Regions from separate parts of the Homo sapiens genome. Here all the other regions are linked to region 1. A link is a contact called in ENCODE Hi-C or POLR2A ChIA-PET data. All regions are on one chromosome and are shown on one strand. Each heading gives the region's core, a stretch centred on a gene start or an enhancer-like site at or near the end of the contact. The rest is flanking DNA. Distances are from core to core; before and after follow the strand shown. Region 1 overlaps LOC105378327 (a long non-coding RNA gene). Region 2 has its middle 44 kb from the start of ADO. Region 3 has its middle 170 kb from the start of ZNF365. Region 4 has its middle 96 kb from the start of ADO.

Evidence for each region. Hi-C counts contacts between places; a loop is a spot of excess contacts on that map. ChIA-PET counts read pairs that join two places held with the same protein, here RNA polymerase II (POLR2A). Pooled maps may share reads with other maps.
Region 2: a loop to region 1 is called in a map of CD14-positive monocyte, with 2.5 times the contacts of the local background. The contact joins two enhancer-like sites. A Hi-C loop is called at or near these places in 5 of 168 maps with a recorded cell type or tissue (B cell, CD14-positive monocyte, Right ventricle myocardium inferior and 2 more), 8 of 37 single-sample maps with no recorded cell type and 13 of 50 pooled maps. POLR2A ChIA-PET finds 5 or more read pairs at or near these places in 8 of 52 experiments (CD4-positive, alpha-beta T cell, CD4-positive, alpha-beta memory T cell, CD8-positive, alpha-beta memory T cell and 5 more).
Region 3: a map of CD14-positive monocyte shows a loop between it and region 1 (2.9-fold over the local background). The contact joins two enhancer-like sites. A Hi-C loop is called at or near these places in 2 of 168 maps with a recorded cell type or tissue (both CD14-positive monocyte) and 7 of 50 pooled maps. POLR2A ChIA-PET finds 5 or more read pairs at or near these places in 2 of 52 experiments (OCI-LY7 and activated CD4-positive, alpha-beta T cell).
Region 4: a loop to region 1 is called in a map with no recorded cell type, with 7 times the contacts of the local background. The contact joins two enhancer-like sites. A Hi-C loop is called at or near these places in 2 of 168 maps with a recorded cell type or tissue (CD4-positive, alpha-beta memory T cell and CD8-positive, alpha-beta T cell), 19 of 37 single-sample maps with no recorded cell type and 8 of 50 pooled maps. POLR2A ChIA-PET finds 5 or more read pairs at or near these places in 2 of 52 experiments (CD4-positive, alpha-beta memory T cell and OCI-LY7).

What each region holds. Positions count from the first base shown.
Region 1 is chr10:62,630,759-62,634,477 of GRCh38, forward strand. The region is part of intron 1 of LOC105378327 (a long non-coding RNA gene); the gene reads right to left. Among named protein-coding and RNA genes, the nearest start is that of ADO, 170 kb to the right of the region's middle. RefSeq lists an enhancer at 1,547-1,716. Within about 2 kb of position 1,898, at least 14 of the 41 ENCODE cell types and tissues checked have a DNase peak (open chromatin) inside an H3K27ac peak, as active enhancers do; they include CD14-positive monocyte and OCI-LY7, where a contact is called at or near this core.
Region 2 is chr10:62,758,492-62,762,210 of GRCh38, forward strand. No RefSeq gene overlaps it. Among named protein-coding and RNA genes, the nearest start is that of ADO, 44 kb to the right of the region's middle. Within about 2 kb of position 1,578, at least 5 of the 41 ENCODE cell types and tissues checked have a DNase peak (open chromatin) inside an H3K27ac peak, as active enhancers do; they include CD14-positive monocyte, where a contact is called at or near this core.
Region 3 is chr10:62,538,888-62,542,606 of GRCh38, forward strand. No RefSeq gene overlaps it. Among named protein-coding and RNA genes, the nearest start is that of ZNF365, 170 kb to the left of the region's middle. Within about 2 kb of position 1,609, at least 3 of the 41 ENCODE cell types and tissues checked have a DNase peak (open chromatin) inside an H3K27ac peak, as active enhancers do; they include CD14-positive monocyte and OCI-LY7, where a contact is called at or near this core.
Region 4 is chr10:62,706,849-62,710,567 of GRCh38, forward strand. No RefSeq gene overlaps it. Among named protein-coding and RNA genes, the nearest start is that of ADO, 96 kb to the right of the region's middle. Within about 2 kb of position 1,888, at least 2 of the 41 ENCODE cell types and tissues checked have a DNase peak (open chromatin) inside an H3K27ac peak, as active enhancers do.

The DNA of each region.
Region 1 (3,719 bases), core at 648-3,147:
AAATGAGATGTGTATTTCCTAAATATGTATCAACAAAGCAAGAGAAAGAAAGTGGCTCCCAAGTAATTGAGAGACAAAGTGAAAAATGAAGTTGCATGTAATTTACATGCTTAGACTCAGTCCATATACGGATAATCAAAGGCAGCGAGGAGGAGAAGGAATATTGAGGAACCGCTAGTAATGCTTAAAAAAAAAACAAACAGGCCGGGCGCGGTGGCTCACGCCTGTAATCCCAGCACTTTGGGAGGCTGAGGCGGACGGATCACGAGGTCAGGAGATCGAGACCATCCTGGCTAACACAGTGAAACCCCGTCTCTACTAAAAAACACAAAAAATTAGCCGGGCGTGGTGGCGGGCGCCTGTAGTCCCAGCTACGCGGGAGGCTGAGGCAGGAGAATGGCGTGAACTCGGGAGGCGGAGCTTGCAGTGAGCCGAGATCGCGCCACTGCACTCCAGCCTGGGCGACAGAGCGAGACTCCGTCTCAAAAAAAAAAAAAAAAAAAAAGAATTTGAGTGAGAGATCAGGAGTTTTCCTGTGGTTGTAGAGAGAACCAAGAATGTTTGCCTGGAGAAGAGAAGACTTGGAAAGCCATGGTATCATTCTTCTAAAGTTTGAAGAGCCCTTGTGTAGAAGAGGAAGTTGACTCTCTTTTTTTCTCAAGGGATAAACAGGACCAATACATGAAAGCGAGAGAGAGAACAAGTTGGGCTCAACAGGAGGAAGGTCTTCTTAATTACTTGAGTGGCTCCCAAAATGGAATGGACTGACTGCTGGGTCCCTAGTTCTTGAAGGGTTCCAGCAGGAGCTGGGAGCCCATGTAAATACAATGGTATTGGGGGCAGGGAGAAATTGTTTGCAGTGCCTCTCTGATTCTCTTTAAGATTTAAACATTTTTTTACCAAGCTATAGAATTTCTATCCTTATTTTCCCTGAACATTAAAATAGACATAATGTCATTTACCACTCCCATCACATGGACTACTCCTTATTAAAATATTAAAGAAATGAAATTTGCACCTATGCTATATAGATAGATGGATAGATAGATAGAACCTTTGAATATTGAAGTTAAAGAAATATGGAGCAAACCTATTTGTTCTCAACTTTCTGAAATAACTTTAACATCAACTATGTAGGAGAAAAATCTCTAAATATATCTTTCAACTCTTTACCTTTTTTTTAAAATAATATGGACCCTCTCAAAGACATGATAGAAGTACTCAGTGTGAGTTATATGGGTCAAATCCTTCAGAAATCCTGATTTATAATAATGCATTATTAAAACTGATACTATCAAAACTTCTATTTTGAGGATCTGCATGTCATCTATGACCCTAACAGCCTCCTAAGAGATAGATATTCTTAGTATTCCCATTTTACAGAAGAGAAAATTGAGGTTCAAAGGGGTCAGGAAACTTGTTCAAGGCCACCCAGCTAAATGTAGAGCTGTCTGACTCCCCAGCCCCTGCTCTTTCCACTGTGTCATACTCTTGGCCACTTCCTGTCTTGCTTGAACAAACATAGTTCAGGCAAAACGTACAAGCAACGATGACGTGCCACTGTTACACCTCCCAATTAAAACCTATAATTTCCGAGTCTGAACTGGAAATCCTTTGGCTCTGTGCTTTTGTCTGGCCTGCTCAGGAAAATGTTTATTTTGAGATGTGCACCTCTCAGAGCGGTTGGATATTTTCGGTGGCCCATTCACACATGGGCCACATTGAACTGAAGGTATAGAGCAGTGGCTTCACCCCACAACTGCAACAGCCCCGGCCCTGCCCTGCTCCCGACTTGGGGTCTGTTTCAGTGAGGGTGTTAAGGCTATTAGTAGGTCCATGGAGACTATAAATAGAGCCCTGGGCTTCAGCCAGCTCAGTGTGTTTATGTTTTTGGGTTGCGCTGCAACTGTTGTTGGTAATTATAGACGCGTGGGTGTGCATGGGTGCTGATGAACAGTTCCTCCTCCTGGTTTCCTCTTTGCACAAGACCAACACTGGGGGTGTCTGAACTCACAATCCCATCATAAGGTCCCGTGTGTCCAGTCACTGCTGTATTTCCTGGCCAAACTGAAATGACCAGGGGGGCTGAAAGATGTCAAGGTATTCCATGTCATCATTAGGGTCACCACCTGTGTCGTCAACGCTTTCTTTAAAAGAAATAAAGTGACATCATGTTTCATAGTCTTTGCAGACAAATGAGAAAAGGATTTATGGGTCTAATTGAAATGATGATTCCTAAGGGAACCTAGTGGAATGAGGAGTACATCGAGTCCAGTAAATTGCCGTGATCTGTAATGTTAGCTCTGAAAGGGCTACATTCTCCTTTAGATGTCCCAAAGGTATGTGCAATCTTTCACCAGTGAAGAGGGTGGGGTCACCTCTTCCTGCTTTTCTTTTGAGTCTCTGGTGATCCAAGTGAAGGTGGTGGTCACAGCCTGAGGCTGCTCCCTGAGCTGACCATCGGCTACCAGAACAGTCAAGTATGTCCAATTCTAACCCATCTATTGAACTTGGGCTGTGCCAAAGAGACACCAGTAGAGTAGAAGTAGCTGATGGAAATCAGGAAAAAAATGCTGCCATCTTTTTTTTTTGAGACGGAGTCTCGCTCTGTCACCCAGGCTGGAGTGCAGTGGTGCGATCTCCGCTCACTGCAAGCTCCACCTCCTGGGTTCACGCCATTCTCCTGCCTTAGCTTTCCGAGTAGCTGGGACTACAGGCATCCGCCAGCACGTCTGGCTAATTTTTTTTTGTATTTTTAGTAGAGACGGGGTTTCACCGCATTAGCCAGGATGGTCTTGATCTCCTGACCTTGTGATCCGCCTGCCTCGGCCTCCCAAAGTGCTGGGATTATAGACGTGAGCCACTGCACCCCGCCAAATGCTGTCATCTTAAAGGTACACACTTGGGAGGACTTTCTTCTCCACTACCTAACCTTACCCTATGCCTTTGGGTGATGGTGGCAGAAAGTCAGCTGGTGGGAAAGAGAAAGTGGGAAGATTTAGGGGGTTGGTCCAATTCTATTTTACATGCCCCATCTTGTCCTACTATTGTCTTCACTTATTTAGTTCATCTGCCCTGATGACAGGCTAAGTAGGTTCAGACTGTTTAGCGGGCTGGAATAACACAGTACCTGGAGTCAAGAGAAAAATACCCAAGTGGTGGCCACCTAGGAAGTTTGACCAAAAAAAAATTTGGTGCCATTCCTCTTAACCCCAAATATGACCCCCTACGAACTGGCCCATTCAAAAGGATCAAGGAGTGGCAGATAATTCTTTACGTCCACAAGGCTGAGCACATGGTAGGTGTTCCTTAAATATTTGCTAAACTGATCTATTTGGAGTCCTTGATTTTCATGTGTTAACTCTCTTACAGCCCACACTTTCAATACTACAGATACTCCTGCCCCTAAATTATTTCATGCATACTGAGTTCAAGAGTTCATTCATTAGCTGACCGAAGAACACTGGGTGCTTTCCCATAAAGAGCTGCACAAAACTGTTCAGTTTAACAGCAGTACCATGTTGGTAATGGGAGATTCATGTAATTGTCTGAATATGTAATTGCATTTAACAAAAATGACTGGGAAACAGGGAAAGAAAGTGCTGGTATTAGTGAAAATAAGCAGAGAGGTCTCATCAATTTAATAAAATTAAGACAAAAATAGAAATCATCAAGTGTGCTATAAGTGGCAAGTCTTTAGCCTCAATTGGATGCTCAAT
Region 2 (3,719 bases), core at 328-2,827, 130 kb after region 1:
CGCTTTTGCTCCTCATTTGGTTAAAACATGGCATTTTTTCCAAGCTAAGATTTGACACTACTAAAAAGAATGCGGTAGGTGCTCTCGAGTGAAACGTCTGAAGCAATTTCTCCCCCTGGAAATGTCCAAGAGAAGTCCTCACTTATTGAGCCGAGCCCAGTTGTCAGGGATGCCTTCCTCCATCACCTATGTGGTCCTTCCCTTCTCAGTACTCCCCGAGCTTGCCTGTTGCCCTTTCTCCTGTTTCTGAGCCTTCTGGGTGTGTCTTGTCTCCAGTACTCTTCTTGAGGCCAGGGTCTGTATTTTCATGTTCCTTGAATCTTCTGTGTCACTTCCCACTCCTCTTCATGTGCTATTGGTTGATTAATTCTAACCTCTGATATATGCTTCTTTTTATCTACTCATCACCTGTCTAAACTTAGCAAAATTGTCCAGCAAAATAATGGAGGAGCCTGAGTTCCACCACCTGTTGAAAAGAATAACACTTCCTAATGATGAAAATAATGGCAATTATAATAACTCTTACTGAAAATTTACAATATCCCAGGCATTATACTAAGTGCTTTACTAACATGACTTCATTTCATCCTCCCAGCAACCTCATGAGGTAGCTATTGTTACCTCTCATTTTTAGAGAAAGAAACAGAAGCACAGAATAAAATAACTTACCCAAGCAATAGAGTAGTCTGTCTGTTTGTGGATTTGGAGCCAGGATCCTGACCCAAGTCCATACCACCTCAGTATCTATAACCCTCTGGTTTTTACTGCACCAAACCAAAGCTTTAAAATTTACTTTGGAACATCAAAGTCCTTGCATATAAACCTATTGCTAATTGGGAGATTTTGATTTGTGGATTTGTATATACATCTAATTAACCTTTCTCATTTTATGAACCAAACCCATCTGTAACATGCATTGCCTTTTAAAGAATGAAACTGTCCTAACTCATAAATATCCCGTTTCTTCAAATTGTACCGAGGACAGGGATTGCTTCTTGTTGACAGGGTCAACTTATCCATTAGGTACGGCAGATGCAGTGCTCACATTCCACAATACTTTTACAGCGCCCATGAAAAGTGTTTTAATTTCTTTTAAAATGAGAAGAAAAAAACGAGCTTTCAGGTGGAAGGAAATATTGTGACATATAACACGAACACATTTGTCTGTATATCAGTGTAGCCATAAAATAGAATTATGTATTTATTTATCTTTAGGAAGAAGAAGGCCTACCATGGCAAAAGTGCCTAGGACCCCTGAAGTCCTAGTGTGGCTCGGCCTGTTGCCCATGCAGGGTTTACCAGAGCTCTCTCTTCTGGTGGAACTTCTCATAACACCTTCCTTTGCTGCCCCTACTATCAGGTTTCTGCTGCTTTGTGACATCAGGCTCTTCCATGTGGATTTCAAGTCCAACAGGGAGGCCTGGCTGGAAAAAATCATGACAGCTGCTTTTTAGCATAAATAGCACACAGCGGAACCCTGGTGTTAAAGGGTGGTTTCCTTCTCCCTTTCCACATCATGAGGCAACATAGCTGGATGGCACATCTAGACCACTCACCACGTGAGGGTTTTCTGGCCACAGATAGTCTTGCCACAGGAAAATAGGCCACAACAAAAAGGATATTTCAGAGAGGAAATTTTTGAAATGGCAGGAAAAAAGGCATCTTAGCTGTTTAGCAAGAATGCTCTTAAGTTAGGGTTCTAAGAAATGCACCTGTCACCACCAATTATAATGACAGGCTCCCAGAAAGCCTGGAGGCCAAGGTCCTAGAAGGGAAGACTGTCCCCAGATGGAGACTGCTTTGTGTCACTTCTTTCCCTCCTCATGCCCGTAATCTTGAGCGCTTTTTAGCAAGCTCAGAGATTCCAAATGTCTACCGAAAATACTTACAAAGCTTGAGGCAAGTCTCGGGTTAACATGAGGACTCAGTGAGGGGATCAGTGTCATCTTGACCCCAGCTGGACTGGGAACTCACTGAGAGCTGTGGACTTTAACTTTTGTTTCGTTTGAACTTTAGCGACCTTTATCCCCAAGTCTGGCCTGTGAGTAATGAATACGAAGCCTTCCTTTCAGCCTCTTGGTTTAAAGAAAGAGGAAGGAAACAGTCCATTGTTTTTCTAACTTCGCAGTTTCCTAGTGTAAAATGGAAAATTAAGGATGGCCAGTGAAAGCGGCAGGCATCGCTATAGAAGGACATCCGGTGAGGCCCAGGCCTGCAACAGACGGGCATCTGTTCACCGTGGGGCAATGGGGGACGGGACCGAAAACAAGCCGAAGCAAGTTTCCTTAGCAAACGGACGTGAATACTCACTATGGCCAACTCTTTCCTCCAAAACCTAATGTACAGCCTGTCTATCCTGTGTCTGGAACCCAGGGAAAGGAAACCTCGTTAGATTTACAAAAGTGGGAAAATATACCAGAGCAGCAGTTTCCTCCAGCTCCAAGAGAGATTTTGTTGTACCCGGAAGGCTAAAAGGGACAAGAGTAACAACAAAAATATTTTTAATATTCTGTTCTGTTCATCCACTAATGTGGTCAAAAATAGCTCTCAAGTTTGTCCAGCACAATTCGACCTTCATAATTATGTGGGTGATTATGGGGCCCTATTAGAGCTTTCAAAACACTTTGTACATAAGGGGCCTTTAAACATTTTACTATAATAAAAACTAGCTCATAAAAATCCCACACATTTCACATAGGCCTTTGATAACCCATCACACAATAATGACCTTGAGTGACTAACAGCCTGTACTACATTCAAACAGGTAGCTTAGAGGTAAAAGGTTTTTTCTCTTATTATCTCTGTCTGGAGTCACCCGGGGGCTTAGAAAAAAAAAATACTAGCTTTGCCTTTAGAAGAGCAAATTCGATGAGTCATCAGAAACAACCTCTTTCTTCTTTGGCTGCTTCTTCTTGCAGGCACGTTTGTCAGAGTGGAAGGCATGGATCAGGGCACAGGTGACTTGGGCCCCAACCCCAGTCTGGTAGCCACCTGTCTGTGGAGTCTGAGGTCCCTTCCTCTCTCTGTGCCTTGGTTTCTCTTCTGTAAGGAGAGGGTTGGACTAGAATCAGTGGAGTTCTGTGCAAGCACTCTAGGGCCTTCAGTTTGGGGAAAACCAAGCAGGGAGGTGCTACCCACCTCCTCTCAATCAAAGCAGACCCCTCTATATTTTATAGACAGGTTTATGAATTATGTTTTATTTGGAAAAAAAGTTTGAAAGCCATTATATGAGATGATCTCTCTAGGGCACCTTTCAGATTGTGAATCTATGAGTGCCAGCAGCCAACCTTGGGTGAGCTGCCCTTCAGGTTAAACAATTGCTGGGGGGTTGGAGGGGTCTTTTCTAACCCATCAGTATCCATTAATGAATGAATAGGGATGATTTTATCCTATTTAGTAGAAAGTCGAGTTCTGAAGAAACAGGATACAGAAGAGGTAAATCTTGATATGGAAATCAAAGGAAAGAAGTGTGGAAAGATCAGAGGAGGCTGAGTGCACCATAGGGCCTTGCCTTAGGACAGCAGGCCTCAGTGGGCAGCTCAGCAGATGGTAATGGGTACCCAGGGACCCCAGAGAGGGCACTGGGCAACAGCCAGAACCACAAGCCTTCACTGACCACTGGCTCTCACACATGCCATCTTAGCCTTTACAAAGGACTAATCATGCCCCCATTTTCCAACTGCAGGAACTGAGGCTAAATCATGATCCAAGATCATCAG
Region 3 (3,719 bases), core at 359-2,858, 92 kb before region 1:
TATCTGCACTTCCATGTTTATTGCAGCGTTATTCACGATAGCCAAGATATGGAAGCAAACTGTGTCCACCAACAGATGAATGGATAAAGAAAATGTAGTTTATAATACACAATGAAATACTACTCAGCCTTAAAAAATAAGAAAATTCTGTCATCTGCAACAACATGGATGAACCTGGATGACATGTTAAGTGAGATAAGCCAGGCACAGAAAGACAAATACTGAATGACCTTATTTGTCTATGGAACCTAAAAAACTAAAACTCATAGAAGTAGCAAGTGGAATGGTGATTACCAGAGGCTGGTAGGCGGAAAGGGAAGGGTGAGGATAGGAAAGGGAAGATAATTGTCAAAGGGTACAAAGTTTCCGTTAGACCAGCAGGAATAAGTTTCAGGATCTATTGCACAGCATGGTGACTCATAGCTAATGATAAAGTTCATATATCTCAAAACTGCTGAAAGGGTTAATTTTAAATGTTTTCACCACGCAAAAAAATGATAAGTATATGAAATGATGAATAATGTTAATTAGCTAGATTTAATCACTCTACAATAATTCATGACATGGCATTGTACCTGGTCTATAATTATTATTTGTCAATTAAAAATAAAATAAAATGGTCAGGTGCGGTGGCTCACTCCTGTAATCCCAGCACTTTGGGAGGCTGAGGCGGGCAGATCACTTGACGTCAGGAGTTCAAGACCAGCCTGGCCAACATGGTGAAACTCTGTCTCTACTAAAAATACAAAAATTAGCCCAGCACGGTGGTGCACACCTGTAATCCCAGCTACTTGGGAAGCGGAAGCATGAGGATCGCTTGAACATGCGAGGCGGAGCTTGCAGTGAGCCAAGATCACTCCACTGCACTCCAGCCTGGGCGACAGAGGGAGACTCCGTTTCAAAAATAAATAAATAAATAAATAAATAAATAAATAAATAAATAAATGAAATAAAATACCACAAAACTTAAAAAAAAGGAATCAGTTTCAAATGGCTACCTACTATATGATTCCATTTGTATGACATCTGGAAAACACAAAACTACAGTGATGGAGAAAAGATCAATGGTTGTCAGAGGCTATGGACAGGAGGAGGATGTGTCTAAAAAAGGAGCAGCACAGGGAATTTTGGCAGTGATGGATCTGTTCTGTGTCCTGTTTGTGGTGAAGGTTTACATGAATCTATATATGTGTGTGTGTAAATATACATACATATATACACGTACATGTATATGTACATGTTTATACACATATATGTATATACACATATGTAGTTGTACATGTATATGCATACATATGTATATATAAATAATATACACATGCATATATGTGTATATACACATATGTGTATATATATGTAAACATATATAGCGTCTCTCTATATAACATATATAATCTATGTATGTGTTAACTCTACATCCAAAAAATCAATTTTATCGGATGTTAACTTTAAAAATAAAGAAAATAGAGCAAAAATTCATACTTAGTATTTCAAATATTTTTAAAGGAGGAAATATCACTCATGAAGAAAACAATACATTGTGAAACATAAAAACAGGCAGAACTGAAACAGTATCATGTGAGTGTGAGCTTTTTTTAGAAGAGAGTGATTAAGTAACTTGACAACAAGACACATATTTAATAAGAGACACTAGTGGGATTTGAATGCAAGTCCCCTGACTTGGACTACAGAAGAATTTTTACAGAAGTATCCCACAAAGCACCCGTGCTAAGTGGGAAAGAGCCCTGGATTCCAACTCAACATGCTTGCATTTGAATCTTGGCTCCACCCTGCCTTCTAGCTTTGAATCTGTTTCCTCTTCTGTAAAATGAGATCAATAGCAGAATCTACCTTATAAAATTTTGTCACGTGTATGTAAAATGCTTCATGTATCCCCGACATAGGAGTGTTCAAGAAATGGCAGCTATTTACCTCTTGCAGCCTTAGTTTCTCCCCTAGCAACATAGAAATGACACCTGCGTTGTGAGAGATTTAAAAAGCATGCTACAAATATGTTCTTTTGCTGGCATGTTAGTATTTGCACAAAGAACACAAGTCCTTGAGGTTTATATTTAGTTACAGAAATGGATGAAGTAAATTGAATTTAGGTATGTTTGATACAAAACACAGTCTTCCTTTCACTCCCACCCCACCTCCAGCTCCTTTCTCATTTTTGGCTGTGTAATGAATGCTCTCTGGGTACATGTCCATAACTATTTAAAAATATCTATCAAGATTTTCTTCATCGAGATTTTATATATATATATATGTGTGTGTGTGTGTGTGTGTGTGTGTGTGTGTGTGTATTATATATGTCTATGTATTCCTGTACAGCCTGCAGAACCATATGGATATGGTGTGGATCTGTGTCCCCACCCATATCTGATATTGAATTGTAATTTCCAGTGTTGGAGGTGAGGACTGGTGGGAGGTGATTGGACCACGGGGGAAGATTTCTTGTGAATGATTTAGCCCCATCATCTTTGTACTATCCTCATGATAGTGAGTGAGTTCCTGTGAGATGTGGTCATTTAAAAATGTGTAGCACTTTCCCCCTCACTCTGTCATTCCCGCTCTGCTCATGTGATGTGCCTGCTGTGGCCATATGATGTGCCTGCTCCCCCTTCGCCTTCTGCCATGATTGTCTAAGTTTCCTGAGGCCTCTCCAGAAGCCAGCAGATGCCAGCGTCATGCTTACAGTACAGCCTGCAGAACTATGAGCCAATTAAGCATCTTTTCTTTATAAATTACCCAGTCTCATGTATTTCTTTATAGCAATGCAAGCACAGACTAATACATATATAATCTGGGCTCAAAGACAAGAAAAAGTAATCAAGATAAGGAACAAGAGGAAGGCAGAGGGAAGCAAGAGGAGCAGAAAAAAAGCCTCCTAGAATAACTTTTCTGAGCAAAGCAACTCTGGTTAGCTTGTTGCTTTTATGCACTTGTGAAGCAGGAGCACACATTGCAAGCACCCTGATTATTATTATAAATATAGATCACCTCGATTACTGTAAGTGATGTTGCTTAATACAATGGATAGCAGCTTTTTAAAACAGGCAAAGCTCTTTTCCAAGTATTGACGTCAGCAGGACCTTGTAATTGTTCCTCTTATTGGTTCAACCGCCACTACAGCCACAGATGTCGCCAGCAAGCATGACAGGGACTGCCGCTTTCCACACTGCAACACAGACTCGAAGAAGCTGCCCTCTACTTGGGGTTGGTAGGGTTGGTAGCAACCTTTGCCTCTAGCTTATTAGCTGTGTGCATCATTTTCAGTTAGAGGTGTAAGATGGTTGGGAGAAGCGGATCAAGGTGTGCTTAGGTAGGAAATGTTTGTTTTATCTCTTTTCTCACTTGAGTTTACAAAATTCAGTGTTAGAATTCACCTCAGTTCACCTGTAAGGTAGGCATTGGTGCTCTCCTTATTCATAGGCAGAGGAAATGCCTGCCTGGTTTAATTCTTTAGGTGAGAATCTGCAAGCCCTTTTCTCCTACTCCAACTCATTCTCCCACCAGCCCTGACATGTTGCTAGAAATATCAGGATTATTAAATCTGGATTAATATTTTGGCTAGATTTAACTTTTTGGCCTTTTAGCAAAGAGCAGGACCTAGAGAAAAAGAGATCCAAGAAAGACAAGTTTTGGCAGGAACATTAAAGGTGAGATAGAAAAAGGGATTAGAAGCAGCAAAGAATGATGGGGTTCAGAGGTGTTCA
Region 4 (3,719 bases), core at 638-3,137, 76 kb after region 1:
AGAAGGCATCCTCTTGCTGACTCCTCCTCCCTTTGATGCCTGTAGAACTTGGCCATTAAAATCTGCCTTGGGCTAAAACTCAGCAGGCAAGTTTCCAGTCAGAGAACAGCTTTGACAAATTTTAATAAAATTTAATAAAACCTAGTTCTGATTGGCAATAGAGGATTTGAGTTAGGGAAAAGTTTACCTATGTATTTAGGTAGACATGTGGGATGGCCACACTTTCACTGTGGAATGCTACATAGTAGTAACTCTGGCCTGTTGGCATTTTGTTCACAACTGCTGGTGTCTTTGATCCAAGAATCACACGGGGAATTGGGAGTTTTCTTAGGCATTGTTAAGGCATTTATAATGTCCTAGGTTTGGGTGAATTTTGTAAACTTCAGTATTGTTCTGTACCAGCTAGCTAAAGAGGTTTAAAAGCTTTAAACAAAAATAAAGGGCAAAAGGTATTTCAAAGTGTTTATTTAAAGCGAGGCATTTGGTTGAGTTTGGTTTTAAATTAATAGAATAATTGCATTGTTTGGAAACACAAAAATGCTTTCTTTTAAAAACTTAACTTTGTTATATTTATCTGCTCTAGAAGATTCTTAGTAGTTAAAGAAGGTTGGCTTACTTCTGAATATGGGTGGCATGCATACCTCTATGCCTATCATAAAGAGATGTGGTTGTGGTTGTACTTCATTCAAAAACACAGAAAAAACATCAGAGTGCCTCAAAATAATCAATCCATTCAATGCCTTTTGCCACTCTCCTTCTACATGCCTACACCACACAGGGGATCTGCAAGTGGCAATCTTGCCACTTACGATTCGTTAGGAACTATAGCTATTCACAGTGTAGCTCCATCCATTTGTCCTAAATATGGACATGTCCCATCACCTTACAGAGAATAATTGAAAGCTTCTTCTCTAACAACTTAGCCTTACCGAAAAGCTTATCAAAAAGGTTATTACATAGAGAAACAACCAGTTGGCATATGCAATAAAGACCCTCCAAGTGCTTCCTTCAGGTATGCCTTATTGATAGATGTATTTTGTCGGCAAAGACTGAAAGGTCCCCACAAAAAAGTCTCATTTGTGCCCTGTTCTCCTTAGCCCAGTTGTTCATTTCATTAAGGTCATAGAGAGACATGTTCCGAGAATGCTATGCAAATTATCTAAAATTAGTGTAAGGCTATTTTCACCCTGCCAACCCCCTACTCTACTGATGCTAAATATATATTTATATATATACATATACAAAGCAGAGACTATAAGTAGCCTAGCTCCCATGAATGCCTGCAGCCTAATACCAGTGAAGAAAATATATTTGCTAAGTATTTGTCTTTTCATCTAGAACTATTCAAATGCCATTTGATCCTTTTGGAATCCAAACGGGTATAGTAACATTAAAGTTTATTTTCTTGCTTTTTAAAGCACAAAGGAGCCAAATCTATTGTCTTGATTGATCTGTGTTTTCTTGCTGCACCAGCAGATGAATTTTATGTATTTGTGTATTTTGATTCCATCTCTCCTGGTGTCATAGATACAGGAATATACTTAATCTCTGACATGCATTGCAATGCCAGAGCAACATGGTAGTGAAAGGCTTCCAGGACAAGTTCTCCTAAAAGCTCATCCTCACAGGTTAGCTCTTCTCCTTAAAAGTGTATACTAACTCCTAAGAGAAAATTTGTTTTTAATGGTTCCTGGGTTTTGTCTCTGGGAGACTGTTTTGCATGTAAATTCCTTTGGACCAGAGTCAGGAATATCCTTTCTGTGAGCCTTTTGGGTATATTTTCATGGCAGCCAGTTCATTCTGTGTTAACTAAAGTCTATCAGTTGGTTGATTTTTTTCCATCGTATCCTGAACCAGAAACCTCAAGATCTCACGTGCCCGTTAGTCCCTGCCCAAGACCCAAGGTCAGATGATTTCCCACAGAGCCAAATATAGAGAAAACAAAACAAAACTCACTGAGCCCTACTGTAGGAGGAAGAAGAGGAGTGTTCCACTTTCAGAGCAGCTTAAACTACAGCCTGTGTTCCCACGATGCAGGGAGTATCCCTCCACATTTTGTAAATGTTCCAAAGGGCCATGCCAGGTAATATTTTGCCATCAGGATGCTCAGCTTGTGGCCTACATTAGATAATGCATAATTCATTCTCTCAGATTGCTTTTGAGCTAGTTGAGAGAGTAAGATATAGACACATAAAATGATTAGTAAATTGTTGGCAAACAAGTGCTAATACAGATGTCTGGAGACTAGTTAATGAAATGCAACAAATCTGTGTTTCTAAAACCCCTCAGTTCGTAATGATTGGTCATGCTTTCATCTACCATAAACCCAGCATCTCTAGTAATAACCCTTGCTTCCAATTTTAATTCAGCAAGCCTAGTCATGGCTAATTTCTCATTAATCTCCTAGTCAATGAGATTCTGTTACAGAGGGGCTGAATGACTTTTTAAGATAGACTAGTGGGACCCCAAAAGATACTATGAGCCAACAGTACACTCTATATTCTAGTTGTTTCGACCTAGAGATGACTATTATGACTCAATAAATCTATTATTGGAAACAAAATATTTTTTAAAGTGACTTACTGTTGTAACTAAGCAAAACCCACAAATCCAAAAGTCCTGTGGCCATGGTATCACATGCGGTGAAACGTCAGCTATAGATGTCCACCAAAAAACAGTGTAATGTTCATTTGCACAGTCAAAACAAACTTTTATTAAATGCTTATCCCATGCCAAGACCAAAGTATACAAGATAAGTGAAAAAAATGGTTAAGAAACATACAAATGAACAAATCAATAAAATGGTGTGATAATTACTATTAGCAAAAGAATCTAGAAAGTACTAACAGAGTACTTATAGTAAAATGAAAGAGTTTTATAAGGAATCAGGAAAGGCACTCCAGAGAAGGTGACATTTGATATGGGCCTTAAAAGATGAATAGGAGTTCATGAGAAGTGGCAGCACAGCATATGTTCACAAACCACTATATCTACAGTATCCAATATGAAGTTTAGAAGTATGTGAACACATAACACTTCTAAGAGGAGCAATGAGTGGCTTGGCATGGCTGGAAATAAGGACACAGGGAGATTCTGAGGTTAAGAAAAGACTGTTTTAAGACTGTGAAGGGCCTTACGTGCTCTGCGAAAGAGCAAGTATGGGACTGCTAACTGCTTTTAAGCAGGAGGACGACATGATTAGTATGTAAAAGATATACAGAAGGAAAGATACGAGGTGGGAAGGGAAGGCCAGTATTCCAATAGCCAGAGAAAGAGGTAATAAGAACCTGAATTATTTATATCTTTATTTGTTTGTTGCCTGTTTTCCATCTTGTTTCAGAGGAAACTGAAGGCAGCATCTAAGAATGCATAAAATATGAAGTGGTATAAAATAAGTGTAAAACCAAAGAAGAATGAAAAACAACGATCAAATGGCTCCATTCGAGATGGGGCACAAATGAAGAGTTAAAAATAAACGTTCTACATATTGGTTAATGATTGCCCAAGAGAAGTATAACTCACTCTTCTCGGTATTAACCCAAAACAGGAACTTCTCCTAAGTGAAAGAAAGGCTCTGGAAAGTCATGAATAACACCCTCAAAAACTTCCTTCAGCTAGCTTTGCAGATCTGATTTGGTACAGGGTTAGATTTGATCTGGATGGGCCCTTAAAATCATCCTCCCTTCATGTTGTTTCTCAGGGCTGAGCACTTGATAAAA